3 separate regions of the Homo sapiens genome follow, and all the other regions are linked to region 3. Evidence: chromatin contacts called from ENCODE Hi-C or POLR2A ChIA-PET data. All regions are on one chromosome and are shown on one strand. The core of a region is the stretch at or near the end of the contact, and the rest is flanking DNA. Distances in the headings are between cores, read along the strand shown. Region 1 holds the start of SNHG1 (small nucleolar RNA host gene 1). Region 2 holds the start of NXF1 (nuclear RNA export factor 1). Region 3 holds the start of CHRM1 (cholinergic receptor muscarinic 1).

Region 1 (2,700 bases), core at 112-2,611, 65 kb after region 3:
GGAGGCTGAGGAAGGAGAATCGCTTGAACCTGGGAAGCGGAGGTTGCAGTGAACAGACATCCCGCCACTGCACTCCAGCCTGGGCGACAGAGCAAGCCTCCGTCTTGAAAGAAAAAAATGTTTGGCCGGGCGCGGTGGCTCACGCCTGTAATCCCAGCACTTTGGGAGGCCGAGGCAGGCGGATCACCCGAGGTCAGGAGTTCAAGACCGGCCTGACCAACATGGAGAAACCCTGTCTCTACTAAAAATACAAAATTAGCCGGTCACAGTGGCGCATGCCTGTAATCCCAGCTACTCAGGAGGCTGAGGCAGGAGAATTGCTTGAACCCGGGAGGTGGAATGCAGTGAGCTGAGATCGGGCCATTGCATTCCAGCCTGGGCAACAAGAGCGAAACTCCGTCTCAAAAAAAAAAAAAAAGAAAGAAAAAAATGTTTATAAAGTGTGCTTGTACACGTAGATGTTTACCACAAACGACTGAACTAATGTTGTCCGGTCTCAGTAAAACAGTCTATAGCTGACTGCAACCATATTGATCAGGCAGGAGTTGCAGCAGGCAGCACCGCCGGAGCTCTTTAGGGTTCCCCATCAATAAAATGGGGGTTGTCATCCTACCTAGCTCTTGGGATTTTGGTGGATTAATCGATTCATATAGTGTGCTTAAAACGGTGCTCCATAAATGTTAGCTAATGTTGGCCCGTAGTAGTCCAAGATCTAAAGAAAACGCACCAGAAGGCAGGACATAGGGAACCAGTTAGGAAAAAATCAGATCCTGTCTTCAGTGAAGCACTTACGTCCTGACATACTTTCCCGAAATGGCCCCACCAAAGGGGACCTCCTCCCGAGCTTAGCCCGGGATCCAGTACCTGAGTCGTCCCCCGCGCTGAGACCCTGGACACCAGCCTCCGAATGTGAGCCAGGCAACTGGCGCGGAATCGACACGACGGCGATCGAGGCTTCAGGAGGCTGTAGCTCCATGGAGGCGGATCCTGCACACAGGTTTGGGGTGTGTGGGCAAGGGGCAGCTCAGAACAGGGTTAGAGGGTAGGCAGTCGTGACCGTCAGTCCAGGATCGCCGTGAGGCAGTGATCTCACCGCTCCTGCCACATGCACTGGGTGAGAAAACCAAGCCGCAATGCGGTCGGTGAGCCAGCACGCTCCCGTAGGACGCATGCGCGCCTTTTTCGCGCCGCAAGTTCAGGTGGCGCTTTGTCTACGCCCTCCTTCCCTGGAACTCTCTACCCACAACTCCCCGGGGTCGCATGCGGTCAACGTATGCGCGTGCGCTCGCCGTAGCCCCGCCCCCAAATCCCGTGGGCCTCTGCGGCATGGTATTTAATCGTCTCCCCGGGGAGATTCGTTCTCATTTTTCTACTGCTCGTGGTAAGTGGCTTCGTGGTCTTTATAGCTGTTACTCTTTTGTACTTTGTCTTTTTCTTTTATTTTCTTTTGAGCGATTGTGCGAACATAGCATAGCACGCACTATGCCTTCTGTGTTGTAGCTGCCTGGCCAGGGCGACTGGCGGATAAGGTCTTGTGCGTGGCCTCGAGGCTTAAAAGTAGCAGTGGGGCTTTGTGAAGGACAAAATGGCGATGGCGGGCCGTGTAGGTCCCCCTTCCTATGATGAGGACCTTTTCACAGACCTGTACTGAGCTCCGTGAGGATAAATAACTCTGAGGAGATGGGCCCTGCAAGCCTCTTGCTTAGCCGTCTGTTCAGAAAATAGCGTTTTCGAAATGCCCTGAGTTGACCTAATGTCTTATTGGGCTCCTGTCTGCAGGATTTACGCGCACGTTGGAACCGAAGAGAGCTCTGTTGTTGCAGTAAGTTCTTACGGCCATTTCTTAATCTCTGCTCTTTCGTTGAGTGTGTGGAAGTTGCTACGGGGATGATTTTACGAACTGAACTCTCTCTTTCTGATGGATTAGTGGAGAAAACAGAAAATTCTGAGTAGCACTGTACTGTACGCAACAAATGTCAGGGCCCTATTGATTTGTCTGAGGTGTTAGTGAAGGGTGTTATTTTTTCAGATGTTCAGCCCACAAGAGCTTACTGGTGAAGGAATGGGACAAGACCCATCTTTATGCAAAGCCAGCGTTACAGTAATGTTCCAGGTAGGTGTACATGGTTTATGCTCTTACAGAGGAGACCTTGTAGATAACCACTCCATGATGAACACAAAATGACAAGCATATGGCTGAACTTTCAAGTGATGTCATCTTACTACTGAGAAGTGAGAGAGAGGTCTTAAGGGGTCTTTGAATGACTATTTTTAGGTACATAAAATGCTTTCCTCTGTTGTCTACAGCATCTCATAATCTATCCTGGGGAATTCAGCTGCCTCCCAGGGTGAATACAGGTAATTATCCAAATTGGTGTATGTCATCTTTGTAAATGTTCAAGAAAACAAGTGGCCGGCGGAACAATGTTTTTTGGCGCCTTCCATCTTGTTCCTCTTGAAATGATTTTCTGGGGAGGGAGATCGCAACCCGGTACTACAGTTCTTGTAAGGGTGTGCTGTTACCCTCATCCATATATCGATCACGTTACTGTCAGATGATTTGAATTGATAAGCTGATGTTCTGTGAGGTACAAAAGTTAATAGCATGTTAGAGTTCTGATGGCAGTTGTTGTTTATGAATAAGCTTCATTCCATCCTAATACCTTAAAATAACTAATTTGCTTTCCTTTCCAGGTATTC
Region 2 (2,700 bases), core at 84-2,583, 120 kb after region 3:
CACAGGCTATTTTGGGCTCTGACACACAGCTGCCTCTAGGCAGGGGAGAACCAAGTGTTGCAACACTTCATTAGCGTGGAAACTTCCTTTCACACAGGGGAGCAGGATCCCAGAGGGGGTCCCTGATTGGGGGCAACTTCCAGGACTATCTCAAGCAGTGTTTGGACCTGTTTCATCTGTATCCTCCAACTATTTGGCCGTAATTCTTCCTTGAGCTAAGCGAGGCAGAAGCTCTGCCTGCTTCCAGGAGTGGAAGGTGAAGAATTTGTTCCCAACTCCAGTTGAGGCTTTTGATTCCCTCCAAGCACTTCACCAAATCAAAGCCAGTCACAGAGAATGGAGACACCTGCCCAGAATACCCACCGTCCAGGGAGATTAGTGTGCTTTGTTCTTCCTGACCGAGACTCACAACCACATTCTGAGGTCACTCGAGTGCCCCTGTCTCATACATTCCAAAGGAAGTTGAAGCTATAGAGACAACAGTCAGGGGCTGGTGGTGGTGCTTTTGGGGGTCTAGGAGAGCCCAAGGCCCTGATATTTTAAAATGTCCTCCTCGGCATCTCCAGCAAGTTGCCACTGCTGGTGAGCTTCACTGTCTGCCCCGTTGACACGATGGGTTTCTAGTAGGGGACGCCATTGATGGAAGGTCTGTGAAGACAATGCTCGCCAAACCCCTGACAGATGTCGTATCATTTGACTCAGCAACTCAGGGCGGGGCGGGGTGGGGGAAATTCATAACACAAATTCATTTATTTCACAAATATATGTTGAGTTTTTACCATGTGCCAGGCATAGTACCTGCCGAGTCAAGCCCTCGAGGAAAAAAAGCCCTTAATTAGTCAACGTTCGAGCTCACATTCTAATTCTCAACTTCGTGATTTGTTAATCCATCTTATAGGCGAAGAAAGCGAGGTATAGACAAGGAGCCGAGCTGAAACACTGGCTAGATTCCGGTAGGGGTCTGAGCCATCACTCCCACCTGGAGGCGCGGTCTCCATTCCTCTGAAGCCCTTTGTGCGGCCCCCTTCCTCACTGAGTTCTGGGCTGCGGCGGCAGCACTGTGCTCTAGCACTAACTCTGAAGCTGCCAGGGCAGCGTCAGCGGACAGATGAAAAGGTGCGGGGACATGCTGGCTGCCAGCCGGGGTTCCGCAAGTTCAGGTCTTGGGCGGGGCGTGGAGGGCCAGGCCCCGCCCCTCGAACGACGGCCTTAAGTGTGCGCACGCGCAGGGGGCCGCGCTTTCTCCGGGCGGCGGCACCGCCCACAGCCTGGGACGTCAGCGGCGCGCGACGTGCTTTGCTGTATAAATGCGGTGGCGCCCGGCGTAGGGACACTTCGGTCCTGAGCGCTTGGGAGTTAGGTTGTTTGCCGGCGTAGCGGCCAGCGCCTGAGCCCGCCCTTGATCTTCGCTGTGGCATGGCGGACGAGGGGAAGTCGTACAGCGGTAAGTGCTGGTCTTCGGGTCGGGAACTGGCTATCTGGGGCGCGGGTGGGCGGCGCCGGCCTAGGCCTCAGCCCCCGGGGCGTGAGGCCGCTAGGGGCCCGGCGTCCGCGGGGAGCGGCGCGCGGGGGGCCGGGCACTCGAGGTGGACACCCGAGTTGTTGACTCCTGGATTCCTGCTGGCATCCTGGTGTTGGGGGACCTGCGGCTCGGAGCGGATGGCTCGGGGGTAGGGTGACGGGATTCCTTTGAACTTTGTGGGTGGTTGATGCCTGTCAGTTAGGTTTGGCGGCCTGACTCTTCCTTTAATGTGAGTGAGTGCCCTGCTCGTGGGCTGCCCTGATGCCCTATTTTTTACTGCGTCCAGTCGGTCTTGAACTCTCGGGCCTGGGCTTTGGCTTAATATTCGAGACTTACACATCAACTGGATATTCTAGTCTGAACACTACACTGGGTGTTAGTTCTTTGTAGTAAGTTAGGAGTGCGTGGTGGAGGTTGAAACCGTGAATTTAAAACTCTCGTTTTCCACCCCCTTAATGTGGAATAACAACAGCATTTCTTAAGAGTGTGTGTGGGGAGGGGAAATGAGATCATTCCTATCAAGTGCCTGAAGCATAGTGGCCGGCACTGGAGAAAGTTCTCAGTGAATGTTAGCTGCGCCTTCTATGTTCTTTTTTCCTAGGGTCATTTGTTGAGATTCATTGTTTACAGAGTGCTGGGTATTAGGCAGACCTCTTTTGGGAGTTAGGGACCTTTTTTAAGACGCCAGTCCTACACAGCATGAATCAGAAGGTCATCTTCCTGGAGAGCATTCCAGGGTCCCTGGTTAAGCACCCTAGCCTGGCACTGCCACTAGAGCCTGAGTCTAGAATTTGTCTCCTGAGTTAAAGGACATTTCTGGCCATGGAAACGAAGAGCTCCTCACAAAACTTCAAAGTGGCAGTTTGAGAACAAGGAGAATTTTTAGAGGATCCTTAAACTGGTCATATTTGTAACTGGCGTCTGCACTGTATAGACAAAGTACTGAGTGGCAGATTTCAGGTGGCTTTCAGAGGTCTGATTTGTGTTCAGTTACACTTTTGGGTCTCACATTTCTACATCCTGCTTCTCTCTAATTCCAGTTTCTACTTCATTTTTCAAAAGCCCTACACAGTTTTCCAGTAACTTTTCCCTGATGCTGCCCTCCCACAGAGAGGGTTCTTTCCTGTGGATAGGGAGCGGAGTTTGCATGGAGATGGCCTCTGTCGTTAGTATGTATC
Region 3 (2,700 bases), core at 185-2,684:
AGCCCTGGGCTTAGAGCCAAGTGACCTGAGCCCAAACACCTGCCCACCACATGCTAATCATACCTCTGCTCTTCAGATTTCTCACCTACAAAATGGGGATAATTGATGCTCCCATTCCTTCCCACCTCTCACCCCAAGACTTCGACACAGCCCAGTGGGCAAAGAACACAGCAGCCCCAGAAGGCAGTCCCTGCAGCCTCCAACTCTCCTCCCCAGTCAGCTCCCGGGGAGGTCTCTAGGGCCAAACAGAGGCGGTGCAGGACCCACATCTCTAGGGCAAACGGCCCCCCAGGGGTTCTATCTCTGAGGAAGCTCAACACAGAAGTCCAGACCAGCCTGGCAGGGAGGGATGCTGGCCTCACCCAGTAGGGCTGAGGGAGATTGGGAGGAGGGCTCATCTCCTCCCAGGTACACACCTGTGAGCCCTGAGTGGGAGTCAGGGGAGACAGAGCTTGACAAGCTGGGAGGAGAGCTGTCTGTCTGCCTGTCTGTCTTCCAAGTGGAAGCTTGGGGTGGAGCAGGCAGGTAGAGGCTGCCTCACTTGTCAGAATTAGCAAGTTCCACAGTTGGGCAACACTCAGCCACACATCAGATACAGACACACGTGTGCACACGCGTCCTGCCTCCAGACTGATAGGGTCACACCTGCACTTACACAGGCTGCATGGTGACATGAGTACACAGGGACACACATATGCAAGGCACTCAGCCGCACATGGGGCAGGCACCTGGCCCTCTACTCATCCCCGAAAAGCAGACACCCATATACCCTCACAACAGGCTATGCATAGCCCAATGCTAGCGCACACAGCCCAGCATGCGGGCACGTTCACTCAGCCCCCGGGCGGGTGCGCCAGCCCTCTGGGTCTGTTCCAAGTTGGAGCCTCTCACGTGAGGCCCAATGTGTCATTTCCAAACAGAAGGAATCTAGCTCTCTCACAGCAGGGAGGAAGAGCAGGGTGTGTAGTTGGGTGGGTGGGTGCGTGGGCATGTGCAGGGGGGAGGGCGTGTGTGCGAGGGAAGCAGGCATGTGAATACCAGGGCATGTGTGTTGGGGCATGGTGCACAGGGGCTGGGGGCTCTAAGGTTGGGTGGGGGGAGGAGCCCAAGGAAACAGTGTGCCTTTGTGAGGGTGTGTGTGCCGCCGGGTCTGTGCAGTGGGTGTGGGTGTTTGTCTCCCTGTATCCGCCTTCTCTCCCGTCCGGGACTTTTAGCCTTCCTGGGCTCGCCTTCCTCATGTCCTTTCTCCTCCCTCTTGGGGCTCAAATTGGGTGCCCTGGTGAAGGAGGGGGGCACACTCCAGAACCTAGTCCAACCCCAGACGCTGCCTGAGGCTTCCCTCCAGCTCCCCTCCCTTCCTTTTCTCCCTTTCCTCCCTCCCTCTCTTTCCCTTTCTCCCTCCCCGCTAAGGCTGGCGTGCCAGGGGGTGGGACATGCCAATCACTGGCTGTGCCTCTCCCGCTGCCAGCACAGGGCGCAGCTCCCCCTGGGAGCCAGGTGTTTGGGTCCCTGGAGACGCCGCAGGCCCCCAGGGAGGCAGTGGGGCTGAGGACCCTACAGACCCCTCTTCAGCCCCGTGGTGAGTACATTTGGGAGGGCTTGGGAGGGGCTGCACTAAGGTAGAGGGTAGGAGGGTCCTGGGGAGCGGGGGAGGGCAGGGATCAGGATGAGATGGAAATAGGGATGGACTCACAGAGATAGGAGGAGGCCAGGGAGGGGTCTAGAGGGCAAGGGGGCTCTGTAGCATTGAACACTGACTGCTCCAAACACTCGGCCTCCTGGCTTTGAGTGGATATAGCTGATGTTTTTCTGGGCTTCTGCTGGCAGAGGAGATGGAGATCCCCCTCAGGAAACTGGACCTGAGGCCCAGAAGGGATTAGGCTGCCTGGTAGCAAGCAGAACCCCCAACACCCTAGGGGCAGAGTGGGAAGGGCAAAGGGCCAGGAAGCAGCCCTTGCCACCAGCATCCTGTGGGAGGTTGACCCCCATCTTGATGGGGGTGCCAGTCCCAGAACCTCCTGTCCTCCCTCAGGGCACCCTGAAACCCACCACCCCCGTCCACCTCAGCTCCCCCAAGATGGACTGAATCAGGCTGCTGGCCAGATAGAGAAGCTAGAAGCCAAGGTGGGTGTCAGGCCAGAAGCCAGCAGGAGACCAGGCAAAGAGCCCCAGGGCTCTTTGGGGACAAATGGGCATGTGGGTGGCCACACTAGCCAGGGAAGGTGGCCCTGACGTGCGCAGGGGCCCAGAGGACCCTCCTTATGTTTCTAGTATCTTGGGCTCCCGCAGGGTGGGTCTCAGTCCTATATCCAGGCAATGCATGGATACCAATGGGCACCCACGCCAGGTACTCACCCCAGTGCCCGCAGACTGCACAACATGGGGATGGGCTAGGGGCCAGGAACTCTGATGCTTGTAGAGTTGTCAGCTCCTGGGCAGGCCAGCTGGGGAGGGGGTCGTCAGCTCTCATTAGGTCATCCAGACATGTGCAGCTTAGAGGTTATCAGAGCCAATGGAGAGGGGTTCACATCTTTGCACAAAACACACCTGCAGCTCCACCCAGACTGACCCAAGACCCCTGCCCAACTGGCTGGAAGGAGTCAGGCAGTCTCCAGTAGCCAGACAGTCTCCTTTCTCAGGGTAATCAGCTGTTCAGTGGGCTGTCAGATGAGAGTTCTCTGCCCTCTGACCTCAGCCACC

The links. Hi-C counts contacts between places; a loop is a spot of excess contacts on that map. ChIA-PET counts read pairs that join two places held with the same protein, here RNA polymerase II (POLR2A). Pooled maps may share reads with other maps.
Region 1: a pooled map shows a loop between it and region 3 (6-fold over the local background). The contact joins the promoter of SNHG1 here to the promoter of CHRM1 in region 3. A Hi-C loop is called at or near these places in 3 of 50 pooled maps. POLR2A ChIA-PET finds 5 or more read pairs at or near these places in 9 of 52 experiments (A549, A673, CD8-positive, alpha-beta memory T cell and 5 more).
Region 2: a loop to region 3 is called in a pooled map, with 4 times the contacts of the local background. The contact joins the promoter of NXF1 here to the promoter of CHRM1 in region 3. A Hi-C loop is called at or near these places in 2 of 50 pooled maps. POLR2A ChIA-PET finds 5 or more read pairs at or near these places in 3 of 52 experiments (H1, activated B cell and activated CD4-positive, alpha-beta T cell).

Annotation. Positions count from the first base shown.
Region 1 is chr11:62,854,546-62,857,245 of GRCh38, reverse strand. SNHG1 (small nucleolar RNA host gene 1) reads left to right here and starts at 1,361. Exons shown (of 9, transcript NR_152585.1): 1 at 1,361-1,822; 2 at 2,030-2,113; 3 at 2,695-2,700. SNORD28 (small nucleolar RNA, C/D box 28) reads left to right here and starts at 2,551; the gene lies at 2,551-2,625. It overlaps SNORD27 (small nucleolar RNA, C/D box 27), which reads left to right and starts at 2,163; the gene lies at 2,163-2,234. It overlaps SNORD26 (small nucleolar RNA, C/D box 26), which reads left to right and starts at 1,880; the gene lies at 1,880-1,954. It also overlaps SNORD25 and a transcript of SLC3A2 not described here. RefSeq lists enhancers at 1-305, 306-1,279, 1,248-1,427, 1,538-1,617, 2,255-2,700 and a silencer at 1,128-1,187.
Region 2 is chr11:62,804,073-62,806,772 of GRCh38, reverse strand. NXF1 (nuclear RNA export factor 1) reads left to right here and starts at 1,333. Exons shown (of 21, transcript NM_006362.5): 1 at 1,333-1,444. The coding sequence starts at 1,417. RefSeq lists enhancers at 815-864, 885-1,074, 1,041-1,540.
Region 3 is chr11:62,920,097-62,922,796 of GRCh38, reverse strand. It overlaps CHRM1 (cholinergic receptor muscarinic 1), which reads left to right and starts at 1,434. Exons shown (of 2, transcript NM_000738.3): 1 at 1,434-1,579. It overlaps LOC105369333 (a long non-coding RNA gene), which reads right to left and starts at 2,637. Exons shown (of 5, transcript XR_002957251.2): 1 at 2,356-2,637. RefSeq lists an enhancer at 576-1,110.